4 separate regions of the Mus musculus genome follow, and regions 1, 2 and 3 are each linked to region 4. Evidence: chromatin loops called from intact Hi-C (ENCODE). Cell type or tissue: heart. All regions are shown on one strand.

What was found. A loop is a pair of places that touch in the nucleus more often than their neighbours do. Peaks named below come from ENCODE experiments on the same cell type or tissue, not always from the same donor. Only the 100,000 strongest peaks of a DNase experiment are listed, where the experiment ranks them.
Region 1: it touches region 4 in a loop (3.0-fold over the local background); 6 of 42 quality-filtered maps call a loop at or near these places.
Region 2: a loop joins it to region 4, with 9 times the contacts of the local background. A loop is called at or near these places in 9 of 42 quality-filtered maps.
Region 3: it touches region 4 in a loop (10-fold over the local background); 7 of 42 quality-filtered maps call a loop at or near these places.

Annotation. Positions count from the first base shown.
Region 1 is chr2:65,788,842-65,796,841 of GRCm38, forward strand. No RefSeq gene overlaps it. Among named protein-coding and RNA genes, the nearest start is that of Csrnp3, 53 kb to the right of the region's middle. In heart, a CTCF peak has its summit at 3,829 (motif pointing right); no DNase peak of the experiment used is centred here; H3K27me3 peaks cover 334 bases.
Region 2 is chr2:66,332,016-66,340,015 of GRCm38, forward strand. Scn1a (sodium channel, voltage-gated, type I, alpha) reads right to left here. Exons shown (of 27, transcript NM_018733.2): 3 at 5,863-5,981; 4 at 3,425-3,514; 5 at 2,193-2,321; 6 at 192-283. Among named protein-coding and RNA genes, the nearest start is that of Gm13630, 77 kb to the right of the region's middle. In heart, a CTCF peak has its summit at 4,571 (motif pointing right); no DNase peak of the experiment used is centred here.
Region 3 is chr2:65,392,891-65,400,890 of GRCm38, forward strand. No RefSeq gene overlaps it. Among named protein-coding and RNA genes, the nearest start is that of Gm34688, 12 kb to the left of the region's middle. In heart, a CTCF peak has its summit at 3,407 (motif pointing right); no DNase peak of the experiment used is centred here.
Region 4 is chr2:66,406,846-66,414,845 of GRCm38, forward strand. All of the region lies in intron 1 of Scn1a (sodium channel, voltage-gated, type I, alpha), which reads right to left. Gm13630 (a long non-coding RNA gene) reads left to right here and starts at 5,828. Exons shown (of 2, transcript XR_001783321.1): 1 at 5,828-8,000. In heart, a CTCF peak has its summit at 3,345 (motif pointing left); no DNase peak of the experiment used is centred here; H3K4me3 peaks cover 1,810 bases; H3K27me3 peaks cover 631 bases.

The DNA.
Region 1 (8,000 bases), 620 kb before region 4:
AGTGGCTGGCATAAACAAACAAGGAAAGTCCTCTAATGCTAAGACTCATACGCATAATGAACCATTGCCAAGGATTTCCTTCTGTTTATAAATTAATGAGAAAGTACATAAAAACCAAAGAGTAGGGTGCAAAGAGCAGACATACTCCCTGGCGCTCTTTCACTCTGTGCTGACCAAGAATCACCACAGGTGGGCTACACAGAAGCAGAGTCTCTGTATCTCATTGCTAATTCTCAAACAACTGCTTCCAGGTCAGGTCAGTGGGTCATGTTGTCATTTTTATATTCTACTTTGCAGTGTGCCTTCCTCATGCCACAGTTACCAATCCTTCTTGTCAGTGTAGTGGCAAGACCTGTGGCTGCTGCTGTAACCTCACCCCATTCCTCCCGTACCGTCAGGACAGCCCTCAAGGTTCTCTAGGCCCACAGTAAATAGCAGTTTTAGCCTTATAGTTTTCTTGATCTGTGTCTGAAAAGTACTGACTGTATCCTTTCAGAGTTCTTATAGTCTTCTTTAAGTGCCAGCTGCCAAGAGTCCTGACTACTCTACTGAGAAGAAACACAGTTAACATTATCTGGTCATTCTCTACTAGTTGTTTCATTTTTTTTCCCCTTTCCTTTCCTTTCCTTTCTTTTCCTTTCCTTTCCTTTCCTTTCCTTTCCTTTCCTTTCCTTTCCTTTCCTTTCCTCTCCTCTCCTCTCCTCTCCTCTCCTCTCCTCTCCTCTCCTCTCCTCTCCTTTCCTTTCCTTTCCTTTTTTTCTTTTTATTGTTAAACTATCTTTTTAGTTTTTTAAATACAACACATTATTCTTTCCCCTTCCCCAGCTCATACCAGATTCTACACCTTCTTCCAACTTCATGTTCTTTTTCTGTCTCAAAAGTAAAAATAAAAAAGAAAGAAAATAAAAAAAACAAAAACAATCAAAGCCCCAAAGACAAAAAAAAAATCAAAAACGAAATCATACCTCCAAGCATACAAAATAAAGTCCATTTTGTGCAGGCCAACTCCTTCTGGGATCTACCCTAGAGGATTGATATCCCCAGTAACACTCTATAGGAGAAAACTGATTTTCCCTTTCCTGGCAGATATAAATTGCCAAGAGCTTCTAGGTTAAGTGTGTGGCTCTCTGCTAATTTCTCCTCACTACTGCGATTTTGTCTGGTTTGAACTTGTGCAGGTCTTGCGTATGTTGCCACAGTCTCCGTAAGTTTGTGTATAGATCAGTCCTGCTATGTCTGGAAAACGCTGTTTCCTTGACGGCCTCCTCCATCTCTGGCTCTTACAATCACATGTAACCTCTTCCCCTTACATCCCTACGCCTTGAGAGGACAGAGGAATCTGATCAAGACATCCAATTTAAGGATGAATACTCTAAAGTCTTTATACATCTGTGCACATTGTCCAGTTGTGGGTCTCATTAATTATCATCTATATCAAAAAGAACATCCTCTAGTAATGTTGAATGATGCACTGATCTGTAGAAGTAATCATATGTCGTTAGGAATCATTGTAATACTGTGTTAGCAGAATAATAGTAGTATGTTTTTCTACTAGAGTCATGGCTTATAGTTTTGGGATCTTAGCTACATTAGCAGGGACAGGGGGTGTGGGGCAGGGAGTGTGGGGGAATAAAGGGAGTGGGAGAAAATCCTCTGGGTGGGCAGATGCACCCGGAAGACTGCCACATGCTTTCCATGCTGCCCCAGGTGGGTGTCTGGCTGTGGGAAGCTACTGACCCCAGCTCAGCGGGTGGTGGACAAAGGGCAGTCCTAGGCACCAGATTCTCAGCCTTGGGCATCCCAGATACCACTGGACACTGCAGAAGAGCTGAGAACAGAATGAGGGCCCTGGAGCTTAGCCCTGGAGCTGAAGGGAGGAGAGGGCAGGGGGAGAGGGCACTTGATGGTTCCCACGTGGGCGAGAGCCCTTGATCCAGTCCATGGCTGGAGCACAGGAAGGCCTTTGAGAGGGAGGTTAGGCAGCTCTTTAGGGAAATGCCTATCCCATCGTTCAAGCTTGGTGGGCCTTGATGAGGGTGGGCCTTGATGAACAGAGACCGTCTATGGTTTTAGAGCTTTATTGTAGAAAAGCAGGGAGGAAGAGAGAAGGTAGAAAAAGGGAGAGAGGCCAACCATGGCCACATGGGGGGGGGGGGAACGGTGAGAGAGATTGAAGGAGAGCTAGAGAGAATAGTAAGAAGGGTGAGAGCTTAAAGAGAGAAAGGAGGGGCCAAGCAACTCCTTTTATAGTGGGCTAGTCTATTACATAACTGTGGGGAGGAGCATACCTGGCTATAGTCTGGTAACTGTGTGGGTGGAGTCTAGCCAGAATGCCAGATGCTTGGGACATTGTCTGTGTGACTTATAGTCACAGAATTATGGAGTTGGGGGCTCTGTGGTGTCAGGCACTTGACTCTAGGAATGTGGATCCCTTTTCTGTCCCTTGTAGAGTTTTCTACTGGGTCGCTGAAGCAAGCCTCATTCAACCAATATAGGTTGCCTATCATGCTCCACAAGGGGGTGGGTCGTACAGCCAATTCTTAAAAGTGTCTACTTACCCCCTGTACTGGCTGGTGTGTCAACTTGACACAGCTGGAGTTATCACAGAGAAAGGAGCCTCAATTTAGAAAATGCCTCCATGAGATCCAGCTGTAAGGCATTTTCTCAATTAGTGATCAAGGGGGGAGGGCCCATTGTGGGTGGTGCCATCCCTGGAGTGGTAGTTTTGGGTTCTATAAGAGAGCAAGCTGAGCAAGCTAGAGAAAGCAAGCCAGTAAGTAGCACCCCTCCATGGCCTCTGCATCAGCTCCTGCTTTCTAACCTGCTTGAGTTCCAGTCCTGACTTTCTTTGGTGATGAACAGTAATGTAGACGTGGAAGCTGAATGAACACTTTCCTTCACAACTTGCTTCTTGTTCATGATGTTGGTGCAGGAATAGAAACCCTAAGACACCCCCATAACATTTATGCCACTATTGTAATAAGTACTGGTCACAGGGTTTGTACCTGGGTGATATTGATGGTTAACCACACAGGACAGTAACAGAAATTGCCTTCCCTCTTCTATGAGGTGGGAAGGTCCTTTCCACAATGTTTTTCCTCTACTGGGGCCTGTATTTATTTGTTAAGTCTTTGAAATTTGGAGCATCATTGTAAAAATCCAAATGTTACAATGAACTAAAAATAATTCCTCAGAAAAACTTCTCAGTCTTCTTGAAAAATATTTTTTGCTGTGTCTTAGCTAGATATTTAAAATTATTTTTGTCCAATTCCTCAAAGACTTAACCCCAGAATTAGCATATGACTCATCAAATGTAGCTCCAGGTATACACCTAAGAGAAAAAGATACATATGTCCTCACAGAAATTTGTGGGTAGATATTCAAATAAACATTGTCTATAACAGGAAACAAGTAGAAAGAATACAAAAGCCCATGTGTGGATAGATAAATTCAAGCACATAAATACAGCGGGCTATTGTTCTCCCATTGACAATAATGAAGTATTGATGCAGATTAAAACTATATGGGCCTCAAAGACATCAAAATGAGAGAAGAAAGAGAAAGACCAAACCCCGTGGGCTGTGCAATCCATTTGATATGCTATATCTAGAATATGTAGGTGAAGAGAAAGAATGGGAAGGCAGAAAAGAAGGTTGCTAGTGGTTGGTGTTTATAGAGGGACGAAAACTAGATTACAGAGCTGGTGGTTAAGTAACACTGAAAATATACCAATAGCCTTCCAACTAATTACTTTCGCTTTTGAATTTCAAAAACCTCAATGAAATTTTATAAAAAACAATTTGGTAAGCATTATTCAGCCTTTTCCACTAGAGGGTGCTGTTTCCATTATGAAGTGTGTGAAGTTTATTATTTGGAGTGGAAAGGCTTTTATATTTGCAAATAACCCCCCCAACACACACATACACACACGACAGTTATTTTGCATCTGTTTTAGGTATGTACAATGGAAGCAAACATAAAGTTTAGTAATGACTAAAAGAAATTGTGTTACATTTGAATGTCTCTTAAGAGGGAGTTTGTGAAATGACTGTCTTGTCAATATTTTTCTCCTTGAACATAAATGTCATGGTTGCAAAGTGAAGCCAGCATAAACAAACCACAAAACTAAAGAAATGGTTGATGGAAGCAGTTCAAAGTCTCCAGTGAGACAGAATAGGGAACTGTCCAAGCTCTCACATCTTCAGGGAATTTCAAGTATTTTTTCATGACCACTGCAATTGATGGACCCCTGAAAGCATATTTTTCACATGTAGAATAAAATAATCTCTTCAAATTAAAATGACTTCATTAAAGTTCTCTGTGAAAGATGGGTTTCGTAGTTCTATAGCGAATGGAATAATTAGACCATCCTGTCCTTGAATCTCTATGGCCAGTGGCTTAAGGACAATGTAGGGCCTGCCATGTATTCACCAGTGTGGATTTCTTTCCAGCTCCAAAACCACAAAATACACAACTCTTTATGCAATGAGAATGCCCTCAGCCAAAGCAAAATCAAAAGGCAGAAGAGAAAGTCAGTCAGGGAAAACAGAGGCTCCAGAGCAAATTGGAATCAAAGCACTGCGATTAAAGCTTGTAATTACAGAACTGTAAAAACGAGTCTGCCTTCTATATAAAGCCAGCCCTCCCCATCTTCCCAAACATGGAACTGGGTGGGGAAAGGGGGAAGCCTTTGAATTGCAAAGACCACACTGTGAAGAAAACCAGAAAGTGCTGGCTACTGGATCGTCTAGGAACCAGGAAGCAGCATTTCAACAGAATAGAATAATTTGGAAATACTTAAGAAACTATTCTCAGTAAATAATGTAAATGATATGTCTCCTTCTTAAGTTGCTTCAGTTTCTCCATTGTAAAAATAAACCACTACTGTGAAGGTTGGAATATATTGTCGCCCACAGACTCATGGGTGTAAGAGGAAGTGGCTCACTCCCAGCATGGCCTGGAAAGATGTCTTGTATCTGTAGACACTTTGCTGCACCCCCTTTTTCAGCCAGCAGTTGGAACATGTTCCTCTTGCCCTGTTGTTCTGCCTTACCTCAGGCTCCATGCAAGAGGTTCAGTCACCCAAGGACTGAAATGTCTGAGCCTGTGATCCAAAACAAATACTCCTCCCTCTAAACAGCTACTCCGAGGTCTTCGTCATACCAGTGAAACACAGACTAATGCAGAAAAGCAGTACCAAAACATGTGGTCACTGCTGTGACTACCGGGCACTCATAAGCCTTTTAGAGCTGGTTTGTGGGAGACAGCTGCAAAAGCTCAGAGGTTCAGGCGAAGAAAAATAACCCTGAAGGTTATAAACAAAGCTTAACTGGGCAATTTTGGTGGCACCTAGAGGACTTGAGTGGAATAGGAATGTGGACAATAAAAACTTTGCTTACAGCACCTCAGATTTAAATGAGCCTACTTTGAATTGGACTAGAATAAAGGTTCTCAAACTGTAGGCCATGATTCTTTGGGGCAGGTCACATATCAGTTATTCTGCATATCAGATATTTACAGTATGATTTACAACAGTGGCAAAATTAGAGTTATGAAGTGGCAACAGAATAATTCTATTGTTGGGGGGTCACATTCGTATGAGGAACTGTATTCAAGAGTCACATCATTAGGAAGGTTGAGAAGCACTGGAGAAGAGGCTATTGTCTGGATTTTGTTCATATCCTAAAACTTGATGGAAGTCCAAAATTCAAAGGTGGTGAAATAGGCTAGCATGGGAAACTTCAAAACAACACTGCACTTAAGCTGTGGTTTGGGCTTTGCTGGTACCTTCAATCAGGCTTGAAGTGAAAATTGGAGTGCAAACTGAAAACAGAAACATTCTTTAAAGCTTGTGGTTGTGTAAGAAAAGGAACACTGTTATTGTTGAGTCTAAAGAAGGTATATAAGAATTTTAATCCAGCAATATGGCTACTGTAGCCAGGAATCACATCTAAAAACCTAGTCCTCTGTGGTACAGCTGGAATACAAGCATGCCTTTAATCCATCCGGTTGGAATACACACTTCCCTTTAGTATACACCTTTAATTCCAATGATATCTAGTTGAAGAGCAGACAAAGTGGTGAATCAGAGAAAGATTTAACAGAATGAGTCAAAGATAGGATATGCCCAAATCTCACAGGAACAGACAGGAGAGAGGGACTACTTAGTAACAGGGCAGGGAGAGAGGTGGGTGGAGTTCACTTGAATTGGGGGCAATTCCGTTGAATATAGTTAAATTCAGTTGAGTTTGTTTATGCCTTCGGGGCTGTCAGCACAGTCAGTGCAGTCAGTGCAGTCAGTGCAGTCAGTGCAGTCAATGCAGTCAGTGCAGTCAGTGCAGACAGTGCAGGCAGTGCAGGCAGTGCAGTCAGTGCAGACAGTGCACACAGTGCACGAAGTACAGGCAGTGCAGTCAGTGCAGGCAGTGCAGGCAGTGCAGGCAGTGCAGGCAGTGCAGTCAGTGCGGGCAGTGCAGGCAGTGCAGACAGTGCACACAGTGCACGCAGTACAGGCAGTGCAGTCAGTGCAGGCAGTGCAGGCAGTGCAGTCAGTACAGGCAGTGCAGACAGTGCAGGCAGTGCAGTCAGTGCAGGCAGTGCAGTCAGTGCACGCAGTACAGGCAGTGCAGTCAGTGCAGTCAGTGCAGGCAGTGCAGTCAGTGTAGTCAGTGCAGTCAGTGCAGTCAGTGCAGGCAGTGCAGTCAGTGCAGGCAGTGCAGGCAGTGCAGGCAGTGCAGGCAGTGCAGTCAGTGCAGGCAGTGCAGGCAGTGCAGGCAGTACAGGCAGTGCAGACAGTGCAGGCAGTGCAGGCAGTGCAGTCAGTGCAGACAGTGCACACAGTGCATGCAGTACAGGCAGTGCAGTCAGTGCAGGCAGTGCAGGCAGTGCAGGCAGTGCAGGCAGTACAGTCAGTGCAGTCAGTGTAGTCAGTGCAGTCAGTGCAGTCAGTGCAGGCAGTGCAGTCAGTGCAGGCAGTGCAGGCAGTGCAGGCAGTGCAGTCAGTGCAGTCAGTGCAGGCAGTGCAGGCAGTGCACGCAGTACAGGCAGTGCAGTCAGTGCAGTCAGTGCAGGCAGTGCAGGCAGTGCAGGCAGTGCAGGCAGTGCAGTCAGTGCAGGCAGTGCAGTCAGTACAGGCAGTGCAGACAGTGCAGGCAGTGCAGGCAGTACAGGCAGTGCAGTCAGTGCAGACAGTGCACACAGTGCACGCAGTACAGGCAGTGCAGTCAGTGCAGGCAGTACAGGCAGTACAGTCAGTGCAGTCAGTGCAGTCAGTGCGGACAGTGCAGGCAGTGCAGTCAGTGCAGGCAGTGCAGGCAGTGCAGTCAGTGCAGTCAGTGCAGGCAGTGCAGGCAGTGCAGTCAGTGCAGGCAGTGCAGTCAGTGCAGGCAGTGCAGTCAGTGCAGGCAGTGCAGGCAGTGCAGGCAGTGCAGTCAATGCAGGCAGTGCAGGCAGTGCAGGCAGTGAAGGCAGTGCAGGCAGTGCAGGCAGTGCAGTCAGTGCAGGCAGTGCAGGCAGTGCAGGCAGTGCAGGCAGTGCAGGCAGTGCAGGCAGTGCAGGCAGTGCAGGCAGTGCAGTCAGTGCAGGCAGTGCAGTCAGTGCAGTCAGTGCAGGCAGTGCAGGCAGTGCAGGCAGTGCAGGCAGTGCAGGCAGTGCAGGCAGTGCAGTCAGTGCAGGCAGTGCAGGCAGTGCAGTCAGTGTAGTCAGTGCAGTCAGTGCAGGCAGTGCAGGCTGTGCAGTCAGTGCAGGCAGTGCAGTCAGTGCAGTCAGTGCAGGCAATGCAGTCAGTGCAGTCAGTGCAGGCAGTGCAGGCAGTGCAGGCAGTGCAGTCAGTGCAGTCAGTGCAGGCAGTGTAGGCAGTGCAGTCAGTGCAGTCAGTGCAGTCAGTGCAGGCAGTGCAGGCAATGCAGTCAGTGCAGTCAGTGCAGGCAGTGCAGTCACTGCAGGCAGTGCAGGCAGTGCAGTCAGTGCAGTCAGTGCAGTCAGTGCAGGCAGTGCAGGCA
Region 2 (8,000 bases), 75 kb before region 4:
TTGAATATCAGAGTGTCCACAAATTAAACACAAAGGTTGATAAAACCTCCAGAGAGAGTAATCTTATAGGAAGTACTCAGTCTTATGATTCTCAGCTTTCTGTAATGATGAATGGCAAGCAAGGAGGCTCAGTTGAAAAAGTCTCAGAGTTAACTCACTGATTAACCTACATGCTTTCATATAGCTCTCACCTGGAATGACTGAAATAGTTTTCAATGCTCGAAGAACTCTGAATGTTCTCAATGCTGAGACATTGCCCAGGTCCACAAACTCCGTCACATATCTGTAATGAGGAGTTCACACACAGACACAATAACAGGAAGCAAAGAAAGTTTTGTAGGTACAATTACCTTATGCTTTATAGTAATTGCTTCTAATTAGAAATGTGGGAATGGTCTTTAGACTCAATCCTCTAAATGTGTGAATAGCTAAAAATTACCTAGGTATACAAACTTTGTTACTTACCTGTAAATGATTTAAGATTGAAAAGACACTAGCATTTATCTGATATTTTATGAAGATCTTTGCTGCTTTTAAATAGTGTAAGTTGCAAATTAAAATTTAGACTTCATCAATGTAGTCTTATTTTTCATGATAAATACCACAACTAAATGTAAATTTCATAAAATATACAATCTTGATGCCATTTGGTAGGCAAGGTAGAAACACTATATGTGAATTGGGAAAATTAACTAAATTAATTAGTTAACTGGAACCAAATCCACAGGCTAGGGTTTCAGCTAGAAAAGAAATGATATAGGAAATCATCCAACAGAACTATCGATTATAAAAGATTGCCTCTTGCCCCACTATTCAAGACTCGCATTTCCTAAAATAACGTTTGAATAGAAGTTGAACAAATAAATTAACAATAGCATCTTACATGGCCCAAGGCCACTCTGTCATCACTTCTATTTTAGTCTCAAGAGTGAGAAGTCTCAAATACTGTCCTGAAAGTTGTGGCTGAAACGCATGGGAACCTTTCATATTCCAATCAGACATAAAGTTATACAGTTAAGGTCAGACATCCAGGATTTGCACTTTGGAGCCGATCAGTACCATCTCCTGTCCTGTGTATCCCTTCACTCCTGCTGATGCCCAGAAAGTCAGCTACCCAGATGGGATAAGTGGTATTAATCCACTGTCCTCCATACCTACTTTTGACTATTCTTGAATAGCTACCTATTATTCTCATCTCTTCCTGGTGTGGAGGGGCGTGATTTATCACTAGCAAAAGGGAGAAGACAGGAAAGTAGGGACTGAATATACAACTCAGTGTATATTGAAAAGCTTTGTGTTGAGTAAAATAAAGAAGAGCCTAAAAACAAGAGAGGGAGGGAGGGAGGGAGGGAGAGGGAGGGAGGGAGGGAGGGAGGGAGGGAGGGAGGGAGGGAGAGAGAGAGAGAGAGAGAGCGAGAGAGAGAGAGAGAGAGAGAGAGAGAGAGAGAGAGAGAGAGAGAGAGAGAGAGAGAGAGAGGAATACAAATTGAATCAGAAGGGAAATAGAGGCAAGGTATGTCTGCTCAAGAAATAACCATTTATTTGATTTATGATGTATCAAATGTCTTTTTCACCTTAGGATCTTATTTCCAGCATGGCTACAATCTTTCTACTATTCTATAAAGGTAACAAAAGAAGCCACGGGGTGAGGCACAACAGGACTATCAGTGAAAAGTTCAGTGCAAGTTTGTGGGACCAGTGCAAATTTTGCTGTGTGAACTTTCAAAACCATCCTCCAGCTCAGGAGATAAATAAGTTATGCTTCAGTATTACAAGTATTTGTGTGAGGAGACCAGAATATACAATATTTTCTTTCTTTTTGGGGGGTAGGGGGTGAGACAGGATTTCTCTCTATAGCCCTGGCTGTCCTGGAACTCACTCTGTAAAGCAGGCTGACCTTGAACTTAGAAATTCACCTGCCTCTGTCTCCTGAGTGCTGGGATTAAAGGTGTTCGCCACACCTGCCTGGCTACAAAATTTTCTGATGTTTTAAGTGTTATTAAAATTGCTATTACTATTCTCATGGAGCAGTGGAATGGGTTTACCCTTTTGAGGTAAATGTTAAGACACGGAGTTCAGGTGCCCAAATCATGCCAGGATGTTTTACCACTCGAGCATGTTGTTTAAAAACCTGAGCATAGACAGCAAACCAAACTGTATTCTCTCAGGTTTCCAAAAGAGAAGGCACTTACGCGAATGTAATGACAGTGAAGTCCAGCCAGTTCCATGGGTCGCGAAGGAAAGTAAAATCTTCTAAACAGAAGCCCCTTGCAATAATTTTTATTAGTGATTCAAAAGTATATATTCCTGTGAAGGTGTACCTAGAAACAAGTAGCCAAATCAATTAAGGACTTTGTAATTTCATTCAGAGTACATCAGCTTCTTAGCATGTTGTCCTCGGAAAACATGGATACCAACAAAGGAAACATGTGAGTTTGAATAGTTTCAGAATCCATCACATACATAGTTTCTTATGGTTTTTTTTTTGTTTGTTTGTTTTGTTTTGTTTTTTTCCCAGAATCTGACCTTCCATTTAGAAGCACTAGAAGAAGAGGCTTTGGGAAACACTGTGGGGGGTGAAAGGTCAGAAACCAGAGAGTTCTAGGTGTCAGAACATGGGCAGGCACGAAAGCTGCGATTGAAACATCCAGAGCTCCAGTTACATAACTGCCTCTCCTTCTACTGGGGCATCAAGAGCTGGCCAGTGTCATTAGTAATGCTTCCAGCCCTTGAGAATGCTTCCTGAATTTCCACTGTAGACATTTTAGCCTTCCATAAACTGAATTTCCAAGTTTTATAATCCTGAAACTTTAGTTAAGTTCTTGATGATCATACTTAAAATAGATATAAACCTGGATAAATCCCAGTGATCAAGAGACTCAATATGGTTCTTTATTATTATTAGATATTTACTTTATTTACATTTCAAATGTTGTCCACTTTCCTGCTTTCCCCTCTGAAAATCCCCTATCCCCTCCCCTCTCCCCCTGCTCACCAACCCAGCCACACCCTCTTTCTTGCCCTGGCATTCCCCTACACTGTGGTTCTTAATGTAGCATTTACAGCTTAATCATTTTGATTCTTAATTAGCCCAATTAATGTGGAGGTTATCTGGAATAAAAAGTCCAGCATATATTGTCTATATTTCTGTAGTTACTTCCATCAATTTTCTTTTCAAATACTGGATCCTGAAAGAAAACCCTTGAGTTTTCTAGTAGACTTTGTATCAATTATATGAGTAAAGAGAAATCCTAGATCTGACACCAGCAAGCCTGGGACCCAATGACTGCTGTCTTATTTTAAAGCTGCATCTATAAATGGCTTTATCACACATGTTCTCCAGTTTAATTTAAAGGCTACATTGAGAAATAGTTTCAAAAATCTCAAATATATGTACAGGAACAAACATTTAAAATAAACTTACTCCACATTCTTTGTCCAGTCGGGAGGGTTACTCATTGTCATAAATACACAGTTTGTCAAAATAGTGCACATGATTAACATGCTGAATAATGTAGGTTAGTGTTAAGGAACATACAAAAGAAAGTTCATGCATTGTATTAAAAAAAACCAAAGTAACACTGAAAAACCCAGACCTCAGTTCAACAGGACTCATGGGTAAACATGTGCACAAATACTACCTAATCTCCTTACATTTCACTCAAATTTCATATGATGCTAAATATGCATCATAGTGTGACCTCCACAATTTCAGAGTAAATGAGAGTATGGAAGGACATAAGAATACAAGTTGCTATTGCGGTTGTTTTTATACCAGCATGATTACCTTCCAAGGTGCTTTTTCTAAGCGGGAAGTGGAGGTGGTTGGGGGGGTGGTGGATGCATTTCTCTCTTTTAAAATGTATTTAAATTTTATTTGCAACATTGTTGAGCAGAAAGCATGGATGTGAATTAATTGCACAATTAGAATAGTAAATTTTCGAGGAAGGTGCATTTCTGCAATACCGAGATCTCGTCGTTAATGGATAGAATTTTGACGTCACGGTCAAAGCAGAGCGTGGTGCAGAGTGCTAAGTAGCCGTGTTTTGAGTGAGTTTATGTAAGCACAACAGCATGAGAAGATGGAAGGGGAGATGTGTGAAGGTCAGGGCTCATCGCCACTGGGATGTAATTGAAATTCCACAGTGACACCTGTTCTTGGGCCAATCGGTCACTTATCCTTTCTGTGCCTTCAACCACCCTCTGGCTCCACCTACATTCAACACCCGGATGTTAAGCTGGACAGACTTTGTTATTGGTCGCGTAGATTAAAGTAATCAGTGAGTATGAAATGCTCGGAAGCAATGCCGCTGGAGAAATGTGTACGCACTGAGTGGTAGGTCAGAGAAGAACAGGTAATAGGGCCATTGAAAGTGGCTGTAAAAAGTGTTTTAGAAATGCCAGAAATAACCGCTACGTCCTGGAGAAAACAGATGATCCGCAGGATCTTAAAATATGTGTTTTCTGTCTTAGTAGCAGGTATTCTTTCTACTACACTCGACTAACCACACAAAACATTTCCATTAGGTGTAGGGAAAGATTTCATCAAATGACCACATGATGGCACTAGAAATGCAAACTAAGATGGAAAAGCTTTTGAGTGAGCATAGGCACTTTTTATAAGGTACATCTTTAGTGTTCGATGATAGACTATTAATAGGACTAACGATTTACTTGTGATCAACTGGACTCAAAAAGAAGGGCCTTTATTTTTTGTTGTTGCTTTTATTGTTTTTGTTAGTTATTATTTTACTTTCTTGTTTTGTTTTGTATCTCCTTTTGTTGGTGTAGTGCTGTTTTTTTGTTTGTTTGTTTTATTTTTTTTAAATGAACGTTTCTTCTTTAGTCATTGTTTTTTGTAGTGCCAGGGAACAAATCAAACCCAGAGCCTTGTGTTTGGACAACTCTTTAGATTTTAGAATTTGTGATTTTAAAAAAAATCTTGCTAGTATGACCTTATGATACTTACAATAGTATTTTTATACTAATTGTGACCAAGGCCACCAAAAGAGACTCAGTCATAAATGAAGGTTTTTCACTGATCAATATCCACGCCGGAACTGAGTTGCAGAAACCTTTAAACCCAAAGGCGACCACAGAGGCAAACTCCCTTCAACCTTTTAGAACAGTTTTAGCTTCTTTCCTGAATCTGCACTAAAGAGACAATGCTATACAACAGACCCATATATTCTGTGGCTTAAATCTGATATTCAGCCAACTTCATAAAACTGATCAGAAAAGTTGACTAACTAGCTAAGCCTGAAGTGTCTTGAGATTCTTATAAGCTTACATGATCCCCCCAAAGGTCTTTAAAATGGCATACATCATATCTGTGTCTAATCTGTATTTTACTTTGAAAATAGTTTTTTTGTGTGTGATTAATTTTACTGAAAATTTTATGCAACTCTGTACAAAGATGTTGACAAGAAACATGGCGATCTTGCACAAAACTTAGGGGATTCAATACATATATGAAAGCTAGTGTTAGTTGTCAATCTGACAGAATCTAGAATACTCTAACAGACGGGCCTCATTGCATGTCTCTGGGGAATTATTGTGACTGCTTTGTTAATTCAGACGGAAAGACCCATCTACTGTGGCTGGCACCGTTCCCTGGCTGGGATCCTGGAATGTAGACTAGGGTTCAGGGCTGAAGGGGTGCCTTAATGGTAGGGTGTTTCCCTGACATTTCTGAGGCCCCGGGTTCAATTCTCAGCACTACAAAAACAAAAAGAGATTTCCTTGACCAACAAAAGATATTAGATGAAAGCTATAGAGTATATGCACATTTTTTTAACTTAATAATACATAGAAGACACAATGAATACAAACAGTTAACACCAACCACTTGCAAAAGGATATGAGTGTACCAAAATCTTAATAGCTATTTTCCTAAGAGGATTGAAGGGTGTTAAAATGTACAGGGCGGAGGTGGCACTGAACCGGAAGATGGCCTTCCCTTTATTCAATACTATAAAAGTCTGTAAAATAGGAATAAACACATAAGTATAAAACAGACTTCCTATTTTCCAATAGGGTTGCAGTGAATAATTCCAATTCAGATGCCCAGGACAATCACTTTTGATATGTACCATGAGTACAGCTCTCTCTGGTCACTTATGTCCCAGAGATGAACTTACAGTGGCTCTTACCTTCCACCAACCACTTACCTGAGTTTGTGCATCAGCCACGAGAATGTCCTCATTTCCTTAATATTTTAAGTGTCTTACTTAAGCCAAAGTTTGAAATGGGGACACATTTCATTTTCATCCTAACATTCACAAGAATTCCTTCTCATAATGATTTGTTTGCCTAGATGAAGTATCAGGAAAATGAATCCTGCAGGATGCAAAATCATTCAACAGAACCGAATGTTTTAAAAATAAATATTCCTTCACTACCCGTGCTTATAAAATAAACATCATCGCTCCGCTGGTAATAGAGAACAAAAGCAGCTTCCATCTAGCCCGCACCTATTGGATGGATACTATCCAGTCATTGATTTCTGCAGGACAGGCTCCCTGGAGAGTATCTTGTTGACCAGGAGTGCTAAATTCTGTATTGGGATTCCTGAGGTAGCTGACACTTGGTTTCTAATCCCAATTGACTCTCCCCTGTGTGGAGGAAAAGCTCAAGGTCCCTGGAGAACTCAGGACCCATAAATATGAAGAGCATCTACGACAAGAGTCAGACTTACTACACAGCAAAGATCAGTGTGCAGAGGGAAAAGACTCACCATGCAATGGAGCAACACGGCTTAGTCTGACACAGTCTTCTAAGTCATTTACTGATACTCAGCCTAGGCCGAGATGGATGAAGCTGACATCTCTGTGAATAACACACTAAATAGAGAGAATGCTAAGGTTTGAGTTTATTTTTTTTTTAGTGACTCTATTCTAATTCCTAAGTATGGGGAATGCAATTAAGGCCTCCTGCATGCTAAGCAAGTGTTTTACCATAGGGTCATGTTCCCAGCTCAGGGTGTGTGTGCACATGCGTGTATAATCTATAACCAACCCAGAGTGTTATACAAGGGATCCACCACCGAATGCTGTCCCCAGCACAGCTTTTAATATGTTTATGCATCTATTCCTTAAAACTCCCATGTTTTAGCCTTTTGATGCATAGCTCTATGGACCCTGCTATGATTAGCACACTCTATAACGTGCCGTTTGTTTTCTCCTGAGCATTTTTTGATAGCATTTCTTCTTCACATTTAAACTTTAGGTCACTAACATGTTTTCATTTTATTTTTCACTTTGACCTTGAGATTTTCAAATGGAGCAATCCTTGAACACAGAGTTTCTGTTTGAAAATAGCCCTTTCTCTCTGGGATTCAAACAGAAAAGCTCTAAATGTACTATGAAAATATCCCCTAAGTAGTGGGGATCTGTTAGTTTTCTCAGCTGTGACACACACACACACACACACACACACACAGACAAAATCCAACTACTGAGAGTAAAACCTGTGTTTAGAAAGTTGTAATGCAATTTTGAGTCTGTTGAAAATGATGATAAAATAAAACAAGAGACTGTAGGCTGGGCTATCCCATTTCATTTCAGTTACTTAGCAATTAATGTCACTGTGTCATAGATAAACAGAGACCACATCACCTGGGTGGGAAAAGTGCTGCTTCTCTAAGCCTGACCTTTGACCACATGTCATCTAATCATCACTGAATGGGTGCATCCAGCACAAGGGAGACGACCTTAAGATGTCTGTGAGGGAGGAACGCACTCCAGTGGCAATCGCTTGTGGTTGGTACATAGTTCCCGTTATTCTCTCTGATTCATTCAATATTTTTGTCCCTAAACGACCTTGTGAAAGCATCATAAAACATGAATGGACTTGGGTAAGGGAAATATCCTTGCCTTAAGGAATGTGAGCATCCAAGGACACAGAACGAGCAAAGCTTAGGACCAATGATTTTTTTCAAAGTTCTTGCCTGTACCTCCTTATCCAGAAACACAGCCAGTCAAATGTGATAGAAATATTGG
Region 3 (8,000 bases), 1.0 Mb before region 4:
ATCTTTGTGACTAAAGTGCTTGTGAGAAAGTTTAGACATCATCACACTTTACTTGAAGATGAAATAAATTCTTTGATCATTATTTTATTAACGGCATGGACACTCTCTCTGTGTCAGCAAAACTATAACATTCAAAATTTAATCATGATAAAAGTATACTTATTGTCTGGCCATTGTCCTAACCATTCCTGTTCTCAGTGGCGGTCCTCCTCACATCTTTAATCCAATCAAACATGAAGCCTTGAATTCTGTTTGTGGAGATTACCCCTCCTTGGGGAGCACGGGTCTGTTCCACTCTATCAGGGAATGATGTCATCTCTCAGAGCCTGTTGTGCAGGCTGGACTCACAGACTGCAGGATGGATGGCACTGGTTGGAGCTGTTGTTTCCCCAGCAACAGCTAATGGGACCACTTGAGGTCACCATCGCGGCCCTGGGGACTGAGGCAGTGCTCTGTGGTCTGCCCCAAATGAGCCATAGCCTGGCTGATTCTCCAGGGAATACTTGGAAGATGAAGCTCTGTGCATTTTTTCATCTCAGGGATCACTTTTAGGAAAGCCAGTCTCAGCAGCTAGCCTGGGTTCTTCAGTGCCTTCTTGACTGTTCCTTTTTAAATGACTTGTTCTCAGTTATATTTTTTTCTGTTTTCATGTTTAAGTTTACAGAGGACATTTAGCAAGAAGTCTATAGAGTTGATGATGTCTTTCTTTTATTGACATTTTATTTCGAGACAGTCTTATTTTGTAAGTCAGACAGGCTGGCCTAGAACTCGTAATTCTCCTGTCTTGGCCTCTTGAATTCTGGGATTAGAACTATGCCCTAGAACTGTGAGGTATCTAACAGAGGAGACTACTTGGACATGGGTTTGACCTAGTAGAAAGTCTTTATTAGCCTGCTGGTGTTCAGAATCCTAATACAGACCTAAGCCTTTTTCAGGGTGAGTTTTAAGCACAAAAATGTACATCCTGGGTCTGTACAACCCAGTTAGCAAGAACAGTTTGCCAGAAGCAGAATTACAGAAACCAATGAACATGTTTAGTACATACGGGGACTTTTCCAGTTTTTCCAGAACTGTGTGCTTTGAGGGATTAGGCCTTTGGTCTCATCGTGGCAGGTGAGGAGCCTCTGTGCTGGGCTCCAAGGCCTGAATGGGACTTCCATCTTGGTGTCAGTTGTGCTAAGGTCTGGAGTTAGAGCGATGGGCTTACTTTCCTCCTCTTTTCCTTCATCTTGAAGTCCTTTGGGAGAAGTTTGTTAGATGCTTAAGACATAAAAATGATCTTCCAAAAGATATTGGTGATGTTTGATCTCATTTAATTTACATAGTATATGAAAGGTTTGATTTAGGGCAGAATTATTTAGGACACAGTCCCTGTAGTTTGCACTCTACAGAATAAAAAGAGTTTTGTAGCACGCACGCACGAGCGTGTGCACACACACACACACACATTCTGTGCTTGAGCATATGAGCTCTGGACTTCCTGTCTCTGACTGAGACCCTTTGTGGTCTGGCCACTCTGCCCACCACTTTTGGCCACCTTTCGTGCACCACAATGAACTCTCATCCCTCTGGAACCGTAATCCCTAATAAAAATCTTTCTGCTGTAAATTGTCTTAGCCATGCTGTCTTCTCAAAGCAACAGAAAAGTAACTAAAGGAAAGGGGGGAGTAGCTGTGGAGAGGAAGGCAACCATCAGGAGAGCGAGAGTGAAAAGAGACACTAACGGGGCACCATTATAGTAATAACGCATTGTATGGAGTTATTAAAAGTAAGTCATTTTTTTACTTCAAATATTAACATAGTGAGGTTGGTAAGATGGCACAGTGAATAAAGACACTTGCTGTCCAGTGGTCTGAGCCTGACCACCTGAGTTCTAATTCTTAGGCAAACATGAAGTATAGCATATAGATTTTACTGCCCTATTTTAAGCTCCAGGCAGACCATGCTACTAGCCATGCCCAGGTCCCATCAGATTCATAGATAAAAGACACATGTACACATTAGCTTAATTTTGATGTGCTTTAACTCAATGGCTGGACTCTTCTAAGTCTTCTCCAGCTATTGTGCCCTTTATTTTCACTCCCAATTCAGCGCCCTAAATCTGCCCTCAACTTTAGTTGCTCAGTTACCTTTATTCCTAGCTCAGAACTCTAAATCTGCCCTCAGCTCAGTTGGTCTCTAAGCTCCTGGCTGCTACCCCAGGCCCAGTCAGGGAAGCAGCTGACGGCCACCCCACCCTGGATCTCACATGGCTGTTGGCTCTTTCTCTCTCCACAGCATGGCGAAATCTCTTCCTACTCCCTGACGTCTGCTAGCCTGCCTGCAGGAAACCTGGAAGTCCTGTGGATTTTTCCCAGCTTATTGGCAGTTAGTGTCTTTATTGATCTAACAAAAAACATTTGGGAACAGGACCTTCAGGGTCCACATGCAGATTCACGATCAGAGCATGAGAACCACGGAGTTGTGAGGAAGGTGAACAAGGCGTACTCAATGAGACTGTGCTTCTGGGATATATATTACCTTTTCCGTACCATATGGACTATATGTCCTTTATAGTTTGTATAGCTATGGGAAAACCATTTGACCCCATGTCCTATGTTCTGCCAGTATGTGTGATTCTTGACTGTCTAACTCCTTCTTCCTCTAGCTGTGTTGTATTCCTTTCAGTAGCAGAGACTTTTCAATCCCTTCATTTGGACCTCCTGTCAGTCTCCTTTAAGGGAAGTTCCTTGTACTTAGCAGTACCTGGAGCTTATCTTTTGATATAATCAAATTGTAGGGTGTTTACACTTATCATGCTAAGCAACATGGATAACTCCTAGGGAGTGCACACCTGAGATGTTCCAGGGCCCCAGGAACTTCTTCTGCCCTTGTCTCGAGGACCCAGAGGCTCCAAAGCCCCCAGGCTAAAGGGAAAACTACAGAAAGTTACCTGAATCTGTCCCCTCTGTGGGTATATCAGTCTATGGCACCTTCAGCACAGAACATGTATGAATGCCTGGATGTGGCCCTAAATTCAGTGTCTGGGATTTCTGGGTGACTATCTTCTGCTCCCCTAATTTTGTGGTATGCACCCCTGGTTGTCTTTACTGTGTGTCTCTCACCATATGTTTCTGTCAGTTCCACTGGTTGGAGGAAAAACAGCTCTAAAATGAAAGGAGAGGTGAACAGTTTCGAGGCCTCAGCTAGCCTAGGACAACCTGAGGTAGCAGGACGTCACAGAGAAACCCTGTCTCAAAAAACAACAAACAGGCAAGCAAACAAACAGAAACATCTCCGTGTAGTGTGATTTAGAACTTAAAGAAATCCTTGCCTGTTTCATGTAACCGTGGACACATGCCTTAGGACTCTCTCTGCCTTTGGGTAACAGAATCTTAGGGTGGTGTTTGTATCAGTTTTGTCCATCAGCCACTAGATGGAAGCATTTTGCTTCTTTTGAGATTTAAAGCTCCTCTTGGAAAATGCTGACCCATACCTGCCTGGTTCCTTTGTGGAGTTGAAAGTCTTTAGGACACCTCATTGCATGATCTGCCATTCTTTGATCTTCGAGAGAGGAAGGCATTGTTCTGTGTGATTACCTTTCCATGTTCTGGGTAGAAAATTAGATAGCTTGTGGCTAGAAAGTTGTCAGAACAGTGAAACTCTAAATAAAATGTAGACTGCTGGAGCCACTGGTGAAGCTCTCTGCCTTAGTATATTCTACGCAGACTGTAATCTCACCTTTCAGACTAGAGGCACTTGTCTCCGTTACTTTTCTATTACTGTGAAAAGACATCATGACCAAAGCAAGTCCCACAAAGGAACACATTTAGAGGCTTGCTTATGGATTTAGATGGTTAGTCCATGATCAGCACTGTGGGAAACAGACAAGCCTGGCACTGGAGCAGAAGCTGAGAGCATAATATCTTGATCTGCAGGCAGAAGACAGACAGACAGACAGACAGAAACACAGAAACACAGAGAGAGAGAGGGAGAGAGAAGAGAGAGAGAGAGGGAGACACACACATACACACACACAGAGAGACAGAGAGACAGAGACAGAGAGAGAGAGAAAGACAGAGAGGGAGAGAGACAGTGAGAGATAGAGAGAGACAGAAAGAGAGGGAAGGCAGAGGTAGAAGGAGAGAGCTTGAGCCAGGACCTGCCAGGTCCTGCCAGGTGGTCTTTTGAAACCTAAAGCCCACCTCCAGTGACACACCTCATCCAATACAGCCACACTTCCTAACACCCTCCTGTCCAAGCAATCTGCCTGCAGACTCCACTGCACCCGCTGCTTCTATCTGCCCTTCCTGTCCATCTCTTTTCTGTTGGCTTTTCTTACTGTTTGTTTGTATAACTTTAATTTTAATGTGGTTTTGTGTGCTTGCTATGTGTATATCTCCTCAATTTACTCATAAAGGCAACGAGGATGGAGACTACATTTTATATTTCTCTTTTGTCTTTTGTCTCCTACGGTAGTCGAGAGAGGGAACAAAAAAAAAAGTTCAACAAAAACTTCCAGAATCCAGTGCAATATGAAACAATACTGCAGAGACAGGCCAGTTGCAAAGTTAATTGGTGAATTTCCTGACGGCCTCTGGGAACGCCCATAATTTCGCAGGCAGACATCCTATTTCCCTCTCTAGGGTCCACTGCCACTCTGTTCCTAGTCCAGTTTTCCTGCTTCCTATCTTGGTTCATCAGGGCTTATTGGGGAATTAATGGAAACTACTGTCCTGATGGGGCCGCATGTGTCCCTATACATGTCTAAAGCAGTGTTCCCATAATCTATAGAACGCGCGCTGCTTATCCCGTATCCTGCTTCACAGCATCCTCTCAGCAATTCATAAGGCGTGTGCGTACTTGCTGAATTCCTGCTTTCCTCCTAGGCCTTGACCTTGAAAGCAAAGCCCAGACTGTTTTGGTTTGCTATCCTTTCTCTATTTAGATAACATCTTGCTATGCAGCCCACCCTGACCTAGAACTCACAGTCCTCAGTTCCAGCATTACAGGTGTTTACCACCTTGTCTGGCTTGAATATCTACTTTGTTCACTGTATTAAGTAACCTGCTTCTTTTTTTTTAAGAAGTAAGACAATTGTTGAATAATTAAATGTTCTTTGTCAAAAATGTCATTCATTTTTTAATTTATTTTTAATTTTTTATTAGGTATTTTCCTCATTTACATTTCCAATGCTATCCCAAAAGTCCCCCATACCCACACAACCCCACTCCCCTACCCACCCACTCCCACTTTTTGGCCCTGGCGTTCCCCTGTACTGGGGTATATAAAGTTTGCAAGTCCAATGGGCCTCTCTTTCCAGTGATGGCCGATTGGGCCATCTTTTGATACATATGCAGCTAGAGACAAGAGCTCCCGGGTACTGGTTAGTTCATAATGTTGTTCCACCTATAGGGTTGCAGATCCCTTTAGCTCCTTGGGTACTTTCTCTAGCTCCTCCATTGGGGGCCCTGTGATCCATCCAATAGCTGACTGTGAGCATCCACTTCTGTGTTTGCTAGGCCCTGCTTCTAACTGAGCTATGCTCCTAGAACACAAACGTAAGTCTAAACTTAGGGTACCGGGCCTTAGTCATCTTAGTCAATCTGAATGCTTCTTCTTTGCCTTATGTTAAGTTGAAAACTAATAATCCCCCAACAATTCCAACCCTACAGTCCAGAAGCTGAGCCCATCCAAATTTTGTCTCTTTGCTTTGGCCACTTATAGTTTCCAGGATCTGCGGAGACTTTTATATTACACGGTTATGATCTGAGAGCAAGATCTCTTCTGGGGATGTTTATTGAACTGCAATTTTAAAACTTTGTGAAGGATTTCTAAATGTTCCATAAAAAGACTAGTTTTAATGATTACTGTTTAAAATGAGTACATTCTGTGTCATATGAAACAAAGATTTTTTTCTTTAGCAAGCAAACACATCGCCATAGCTCACGAAGCACCATATAGTCTGAAAAACTGGTATAAAGTAGCTACTCTATGTAGTCAGAGAAGTAGCTTGGAATCAACGTGTCCCAAAGGAATGAGCACAATAAAGATGCAGGAGCAATGGATGAGGAGTGAGCTCAGCAGAGAGAAAAAGGACACATTTTCTCTCCACTTCAGTTGCAACCATGATAAAGTCACGTGTGCAGGTCGATTTGCAGAGACAGGAAAAGGCCCTGTGTGCACTTCAGGCCTTTGTTGATTTTTCAGAACCGAAAATATTGGAATTCAACCTTTTTTTTTTTTTTTAAAGGTTTATTTATTATATGTAAGTACACTGTAGCTGTCTTCAGACACTCCAGAAGAGGGCGTCAGATCTCGTTACGGATGGTTGTGAGCCACCATGTGGTTGCTGGGATTTGAACTCCGGACCTTCGGAAGAGCAGTCGGGTGCTCTTACCCACTGAGCCATCTCACCAGCCCCGGAATTCAACCTTTTAAATATAAAAAGGCATACAGAGGCATATTGCTGTAGATCATGTAGATTATTTACATAGAATAAGGTAAAAGTATACAGTGAACAATGCTTGCCTATCAGGAACAAGGTCCTGGTCTCAATTGTTAGCACAAAAAGGATGGGGAATTATTGAAATCATAATTTAAAACCTATGAAGTTCTATCATTTTGTTTTTGAAGAGGCATTAAATATTTTCAGTGATCTCAAACCTAATTACGTTTACTATTCTGTTTCTAATCAGATATTTAAATGTTCAGCATGGCTGTAACTCACTTACTGTGTTATTGAGAGAGAACAGACTAGTTATTGACATTAAGTGAACTTTCTTAGTATTAACCTTAAGTCATGTTGGCATATTTGTGCTACACATAGGGGCTCTCTTTTTATCCCATGTATAGTGCCTATATCTAATATGTTATTTCTGTTTTCATGTCCAAATCGTTAACAGAGGTGACAGTGCTCTATATCAGTGACTGGCAGCTTTCTCTGGAGTTGGAATTTTAAGGTGTTTTTACATGTATATAATTCTGTCTGTATATCATGCATTTATAAAATTCTGTATATTCAGTAAGAAGATTATTTAAACATGCTCTTATTGTACACCGATGAGCTCAGATTTTCTTGAAGGCTTTCTGTTTCGATTAGGTCTCAGAGATGCATTCATTTAAAATAACAAAAACATAGCTACACATAGCGAAAGGTTGAGACTTGCTAAGATGAAAGCCAGATCCAGTTGCTTAAAAAAGAAAATCATGTAGGACGAGTGTATAATTTCCCTACTATCTTTGGGCTTGGAGAAATGCCCAGGTTAGTGACAAAGGAAACTTTGGGAAGAGACTCTAAATCTACCACACTGTAAGAGAGGAAAATGGAAAATCAGATGGATAGCTTCATTTAAAAGCACAGCCAGGAAGAATCTTGGAGCGTTCAACACATAATAGTAGGATTTCGATGGACTTTCTTTTTGTCTAATTGAAATATTACTATGATTTACCAGTTGAAATTATTGTGCCATAAGCAACCAATGCAGCTGCGAAGCATTAGCTACAGTCCATCACCACGAGCTGCTCTGTGGCCGACTTTTCTCATCCTGCATTCATCCAGTCTTAAGACCCATCGCCCTCTTTGGCAAATTGCATTTGCCCATTTTAAACGGTTTGATTTTATTTTACTTTTTTGCATTTTTTCTTCTTACTGATTTCTTGTGAGTTTCCCATCATGCACTCCAGTCCTGCTCAGCTCCCCGTCCCCCCATGTCTGCCCTTTGCCCTTGCAGTCTCACCCCCCAAAATGGCAAAAACAATAGACAAGATCAAACCACAGAGAACATCTCATAGTGGAAGCTGTAGTATCCCATAGTATATCCCTCACACTCCTGGCTCACCCATGTTCCCATCACTAGGGCCAGTTCTACTGTACTGTCCCGGTGACATGCAGGGCCTGCTTTCTTGAGTGCTGCAGCTAGAGAGCTGCAGGGCTCTCCTATGCTCATGACCCTGTGGGCAGCTTTCCCTGCTGCCAGAGGAGGCGACCATTAACTCTGCACCCATGCCACCCCAAGTCA
Region 4 (8,000 bases):
AGGATAGAGAGGAGTTATGCTGGCAAGGGCTGATTTCCTTTTCGGAGTCAGGGCTAACCAGTGGTTCTACCACCACACAGACATGAGTGTTCTAGAATACAGAAGCTATGGCAAGGCTGCCTGAGTTCAAGTTTGTGCTCTGCCACTTATCTGTGTAACATTTGGCAAGGCAATCTAGTCTCATAGCCTTCATTTCTTCCCTTGTCAAATTATCAATATTACATAGTTCTTACATTCCTGAAGTACTGCTTAGCAAAGTAAGTACTACCTCTCTATAATAAGTTGACCTCTAGGTACGTAGATAAAAGAGAAGAGTTACAAGCACAAGTGGAGCCACTTTGTAGATCATCTGGATTTTTCAGACACGTGTGCACCAAGAGTAAGTCTCTTTCTACAGCCTACCCTAAGCCAGAGAAACACAAACGGAGCTGTAAATTCCGCTTAATTGACATTTCAGAATTTCAAAGGGAAGTAATTGCGTCCCTGAGCTTCTCTGCACTGATCCAGAGTGGGACACATCTCAGCCCATGGATTGCTGTGGTTCTCTTTCTTTCCCTGCACTCTTTCTCCCCCTCCCACTCTTCCAAGTCAGATCAGGCCTTCTTGCTGAAGGGGAATGGAAAGGAGTACCTGGCGGATTTCATCTTCTTCACCTAACCTGGAGGGAGAGGACAACTTGGATAGAACTTGGCATGCCTGGTTTTACTGCCGTGGCCCCCGAGGACTACCCAGATCTCCGCTGTCCACAGAGAATGGAAATTAAATTCAGGCTAACTTTCATCATCAGGAACACTCAGATAATGTGTTCTGATCATCATGTGCCTGTGTGTGTGTCAATTTTGAGCAACTCTCCACGAGAGAAGGCTTCTCAGTGGAATGGAGTCCTGAGTTTCTGGTCCTTGGGTTGTGTCCTTCTGTCTGTCCACTTGCTCCTGATCTTTTTGGATGGGAAGGCAGATTGTTTGCTCTTCTCCCCAGTGCCTTCTTGGATACTGTATAATTAATTAGGCCTCCAATCATGCCTTCCCAGCCTCCACGGATGGAGAAACCCTCTCCGCCATGCCTTAAAGAGGAATTGCTGTAATAAATGAGTCTCCTGATAGCAAATTTCTCAGCAAGGGGGAATCGCGTAAATGGAGACATAGTATTGACAGCAAAGTCCAATGTGTTATTTTTACCAGAACGAACTCTCCGGTTCAAGCCTTTGAAAGAGACATTTGAAAACCAAAAACAAACAATGTAATGGAGCGAGGAAAAAAGCCACAGAAGTGAGTGGCAGGGAGTTTAAAAGAGCAGATGCCACTGCCAGGTCTATGGGACATAACCAGCCACTTGTGCTGGGTCTTGGCAGTTTATAATGCTACCTCATCTTCTCCGCGAAATTGTTTTCCCGTAAATCTCTGTGGCCATCCATTCCTGTCTACACATTATGTTCCTAAAATAGACACCATCTAAAAATCACTTCAAGGAGCTTTGTGGAGGAAGGCCTAAATTGCAACACTCCTCCAGCGAAGATAGATGCAGTGTTTGATGGCATTACCAGTCGGTAGCCAGGAAGGGGAGTTTGTGAGGAGTTTTTCCACCACAGTTAATCTGTTTCTGGAAGGAAAGGGAAGTGTCAGACTTCCCGAGGAGGCAAACGTGTGTGGAAGCTCTCATTTGCATCACCCCCGGCCTGTCAGGTATTGCAGCAAAAGGGAGAGGTGAGCTACCCTGGCTCTCCTTGGGCAGGAGGGACAGAATCAGGAAGCATCAACCTCAGCATGGAATTTTCCTATTCCTGTTTGGCATCCTCCTCTTGGGATGATTTACAGCGCGGGTTGGAGAAACACGCTCTGCCACTCCACTAGCGCACCAGATAGACAGTGCAGACCTGCAGATCCATACCCGAGGAGAAGCCACATTTCCTACGTGTGATAGCAACAGCGTTTGGCAATTTGCGACTTTGCTACTGCAGCTTAGAAAATATTTAGTCACATGCACATCTGAACAGAAAGACACCCAGGCTTGACTCAGTCATTTCCGTCAGACACACGAAAGAAAAAGCGTCTCTGCTCACAAGCTTATTTGGACTGCTTTGTTGAAAGGAGGGGCGGCAGACACTTTGTAGATGTGGCAAGAGGGCTTTATATCCAGACCTCAAACAGGTAGGAGAGAAGGAAGCCAGGAGAGGTAAGGAAGGGGCGTGGAAAAGCCTCACAGCCACCTCGAAGAAAACAGTTTTTTTGCCCTGTTCAGAAAGCAAGAGGTTCCACAGTGGTTTTGTGTCAATGGAGCACATCTGCAGTATCATTGCCGTTGGTGACCTCTGTCTAATTAAAAGTAAGTCAGTCCTTCCCACCCGGCATTGTCTGAAACCCGGGACTCTTTATCACTTTGCTAAAGTTCATTTGCAAGTGTAGTTAAGGAAGAGTCAGGGGGGAAACAGCATCTGTCCCTTCTGGTCCTGGGGAGGAGGCACTCCTTTCCAAGAGTCAAGCCTCTGCCCAAAGAAGCTGCCTCCCCTGCAATGCTAGGATCCAGGAGCAGCCCCGCTGCCTTCTTGCTTCCTCTGTGAGGTCTAATTTTTGCATCATCTTTAGGAGCGATATGACCTCTATTCACAGCCATCGAATCCAGTTCCAAAGCACCAATGACAGAGGGGGCTTCAAGACAAGACCTTGCCTAGGAGGATGCAGGCAAGCAAAGGCAAGAGCTGGCCCGATGCCAAGTTATTTTAGGCCAAAGAATCTCATCCTTCTATCAAAATGCTGAACTGCAAAACGAACCTGATTTCAGTTCATGGAAGGTTGAGAGGAGGAGGAGGGGGAGGGGAGGAGGAGGAAGAGAGGAGGAGGGGAGGAGGAGGGAGGAGGAGGAGGGGAGGAGGAGGGGGACAGTTGGTCCGAATTCACATGCAAAAATAGACTTCCTGTTCTGCCCCAACTCTTATTTCCGTGGGCTCTTCTCCCCAAGGATTTACCAGGTAAGAATTCACCACCAAAGAAGATCACAATGAGATAATCAGATGGCTTACCTGATAAAAAGGAAAATTATCCATCTGCAGTGAGGAGCAACATCTCCCCACGACGAGTCCGCACCTTCCGTTGCAACGATTCAGATTCCTTCTTGCAAAAGGTGACCAAGTGCTTCACAAGGGCTGCAGCCTCATAGGGGCAGAACACACGTACACAAACACACGCACACACACACACACATGCACCAGAGACCTCTGCAGTATCCTCTCGGCTTCATCCTCGCCTCACTCTATGGTACCTAATACAAATCAGCAAATAGCTTGTTTTAAAAAAAAAAGAAAGAAAAAAAAGCGGAGACAGCACCTAACGTTACAGTGCCATCTAGTGGCTACATCGTAAATAGGTTCTCACAGCCTGGATTTCTGTGTTCTTTCTCAACCGCTTCCTTCTGGTTCCTTTTTCTTTTTTCCTCTTTATTTTGGTTTTATTACTTCCTCAGATGCCTTTTTTTCATTCCCCTTTGCTCTGCCTATCATGGAACTATTGACTTAAAGATTAAAACAATCAGAACTGGAGAGCGTTGCTTTTAAGTTAAAAAAAAAAAGGTGCTAATTTTGTTTGTAAATGTTACTTTATTTTCTCTATTAAAAAAAAAAACTCATTGTTACTTTTACAGATTACGGAACCCATGAATGAAATTTGCTTATTTCTACTGTCTGGAGAAAAGTGAGTAGTCTTTTACTACGTAGTCGTGACTTTACATGAGGAATTTTGTGGATTCTTTCTTCTCTAACACCGTGTTCACGGTGCTTTTCATACTATAGTGAGTGGCTCTGAAGGAGGCAGATGCGAGTTTAATTTTAAACTCAGTATCGATGAGTGTGTTTTGAAGATTATATCCCCCTATCTTTAGTATTGATGTTAAATAGGATTATTTTTATACCCATTTCCATGGTTTCACCATCTTTTATTGTAATATATCTATTTGTCTCCCAGATATGACTAGCCATTGAATTGTCACACTATGTTTTAGAGAACAAACGTAAGTATTAAATATTATTGGTGTCCACTAGGTCTTCCCAAAACAATGAGGAGCCCATACTGAAGTCTGGGGAGCTACAGGAACTGAACTTTCTAAGCCATATATTATAATTTAAAGCATCATTAGTCTTTCACATTTGGTCATACATAAACTTATTTACCCTGGGTGTGTTTCTCTTGTCACTTAGCACACTTAATGCTGATGAAAGTCACCATACATGCTTTGCTATTAAAAAAAAAAAAAAAACCAATATCCCTTAGACTTTAATTTGTCTATTCCATACTACAGGACAGGGAGGCATATACTGTTAATATTCCTCTAGCAATTCTCATTGTATGTTGAGAATAATGAGACATTCTGAACCTTATTGAGACTTTTCTAGACCACATAGTTTGTGAAGCAAAACAAACCAACCAACCAACAAATAAATAATAAGAATAAGGATAAGGCCCACCCTTTCAGAATTCATTATTTTTTGGAAAATAGTAAATATTTTACCTCTTTCCATTCTAGAATCCTGGAGATGTAATTTTCATTGTTTCTTTATAAAGAAATTTTACAAGTCCTTGTTTATGGGTTCATGGGTCCATCTCCTGGGCCCCTTTCTTAGTTTCTGAAAGGAAGCAATTGACCAAAATTGAGCTGGAAGTATATAGCTCATTTGGTAGAACACTTAGTAGACATGCACCAAAAAACCAAAACAAAACAAAACAAAAAACAAAAAAACCCAAAACCAAAAACAAACAAACACACACACACACACACACACACACACAGATTTTCAGCCTTGTAGACTGCTTGTACAATAAAAACTTCAGAACTTGGAATGCTGAGGTAGACTGATCACAAATATGAGTTCAAAGTTATTATGGGGTTAGAAATTCCATGCCAACCTCAGCCTCAGACATAGTCACAGGCTCAGCCTCAGCAACTACCACAGCCATGGTCACAGTCAGAGCCACAGCCACAAACACAACCACAGTCACAGGCACAGCTTCAGACACAGACACAGAGAGAGCCACAGTCAGGGCCTCAGCCACAGCATTAGCCACAACCTCAGCCACAGCCACAGCTACAGGTAGAGCCTCAGGCACAGACAGACACAAACACACAAAGACGCAGCCATAGCTGTCAAAGTCACAATCACAGTCTCAGCCTCAGACACAGACTCAGCCACAGCTTCAGACACAGACATAGTCATAAACACAGAGAAAGTCACAGTCATGGACACAGCTACAACCACATCCTCAGCTTCAGCCACAGCCATAGCTATAGCTACAGCCTCAGACACAGACACAGACAGACACAGACAGACACATACACAGACACAGCCATAGCTGTGGCCTCAGAAACAGACTCAGACACAGCCACAACCACTGCCACAGCCATTGTCACAGCCACTGCCACAGCCACTGCCACAGCCACTGCCACAAACACTGCTATAGCCACAGCCACTGCAATAGGCACTGCCACAGCCACTGCTATAGCCACAGCCACTGCAATAGGCACTGCCACAGCCATAGCCACTGCTACAGCCACAGCCACTGCTACAGCCACAGCCACTGCTACAGCCACAGCCACTGCTACAGCCACTGCCACAGCCACTGCTACAGCCACTGCCACAGCCACTGCCACAACCACTGCTATAGCCACAGCCACTGCAATAGGCACTGCCACAGCCACAGCCACTGCTACAGCCACAGCCACTACCACAGCCACTGCCATAGCTGCAGCCACTGCTATAGCCACTGCCACAACCACTGCCACAGCCACTGCTACAGCCACTGCCACAGCCACAGCCACAGCCACTGCCACAGCCACTGCTACAGCCACAGCCACTGCTACAGCCACTGCCATAGCCACAGCCACTGCTATAGGCACTGCCACAGCCACAGCCACTGCTACAGGCACTGCCACAGCCACTTCCACTGCCACAGCCACAGTCAAAGTCACAAACACAGACATGGCCACAGTCTGAGCTTCAGTCCGCACTACATAATGAGAAGCTGTCTTCTTAAAAAATTAAGTTAACTTCCTGTTCCATCTCCAAAATGCACAATAATTTGTAGCTCTTCACTGTCTGAAAAAAGTGTTGCTCCTTCTCTGGTTCAGGCTGAGTAACACTGGAAGAAGCTGGAGTGACCAACACTTGGTAACTAGTTACTAGAAAGTTTGAAATGAAAAGGCAGAAGGGAACATTTGAACTAAGAAGTAGTTTTATATTTATATTATGATTCTAAGACCATATACTCCATATGAACAGTACTTAGGATTTAAATATATGCACATAAAAATAAGAACATCCAAAAGACATACTTTACTACTTACTAATAGCATATTCCAGAAGTCAATGTTGTGCATTTTTTCTTAATAATAATATCAACATCTCTCCTTCCTTATTGCCAGAGTGCACTTGGTCCCTTGTCTATAGAGGACCAGGAGGGCGTGGGTGGTGTGTTCCCAGCTGAACCAGTCTAAAGAACTATGACATGACTGCCATCTATGGAACTAACCTTCTCTTTTCTCTCACCATAGCATTAGAAGCAGGTAGGGCAGGCAGGATGCCTACAGGAAATGTCACAGCTAATGAAGAATGAGGGAACCATCCAAAGCCAGTGCACTCCCTGGGTTCCTAATGATATCACAGGTACAAGGCAGAATCTCAGAAGATCTGGAACGTCCCTGATTTGAGTATACAAGACAGCCCCTAAAAAGTCTCTGGACCAATCTCTTTTGATATCCCCGTGTACTCAAAACCAGTTGATTTATGGAGAGAGGAGTTTAAGCCCTGAAGATATCAAATATTGGTTATATCATGGGTGTCCAACTCTGAATTTACTCACTTCAAAAGTACCTGCTAATAAAGGCATTTTCCCAGGCTTAATTAACACCATTAAGCCAAGCAAATGAACTCTTACTTTGAGAAGTTTCCATCTCACAATGAGAGTCAGTGAGAAAGGGAGAGTATTTTCAATGCATGCACCCCTCTTCCTTCGGTTTGCCTGTTTCTTTCATGACTTCTGCATCTTAACAAACATCCAGCCATCTGCACAAGGCAAAGTGGACCAGTGTCTAGGTCAAACATCTTTTTCTCTAATGCTTTCCCTGTGTTTTCAGTGAATAGGCTCCTTTTGTTAATTGTAAAATAAATTTATGTTTTCTTTTATGGAATATGGTCACGGATTATATTGAAAATGTTAATCGTGAGAGAATAAATGTTTCTTTGCAGACTGTTTCTGAAGAAGGTTAACATTCCATTCACTGTACAAGAGTGCTTTTTAATGAATAAAAAATATTCATTAAATATAGCTTGTCATTTAGTAGCAGACACGTGATTCATCAGAGTGGTAACAACACCAACTGCTTTAATTTTTCTTCATCTAAGACCTGCCATGAAGGAAAAGACAAGATTTTTAAAAATTAGACCCTTAAAACTATGTATTTAAATTTTAAATGTTCACTTTTTAAACATAAAAATGTAAACTAAAAAGAACCGTAAAACTTTATGCTGCTCTCACCCTTGTGTTTGCTGGCCTCTCTGGACTTTTGCTAAAGGTCTCCCATTTCTATCTGTCTACCTTCTAATAATGAACTGCAGTTGGGCTGGCATATTATATCCCATATACCTTTTGTGGTATCTTAGTTAATGAAGAAAAGTTTTTATTTTTCACTTTTCCCTGGCTTATTTCCATCAACAAAGACTGAAGGGGCCATTTCCTTATTTCTGGGAGACCCCATGTGATCTCATCTCAGAAAAGAGAAGAATGTTATTTCTTGGCTGTCTCTACTTCCCTAGATGGTGGGTGCAGGAACTTGACAGGTAAGCTGTGGGCTGTGCCTCTTCTGTAAGCGGTTCCAACAAGAGAAGAAAATGAGAACACAAAATGTCTTGTCATTGCTTTTGCCACTCTGTCTCTGTCAGGAGGACACAGCCATCTCTTTGCCATTACTCTGTGGGGCATGGGCTCTGCACAGACAGGATGGTCTCCAGTTGAGCTGAG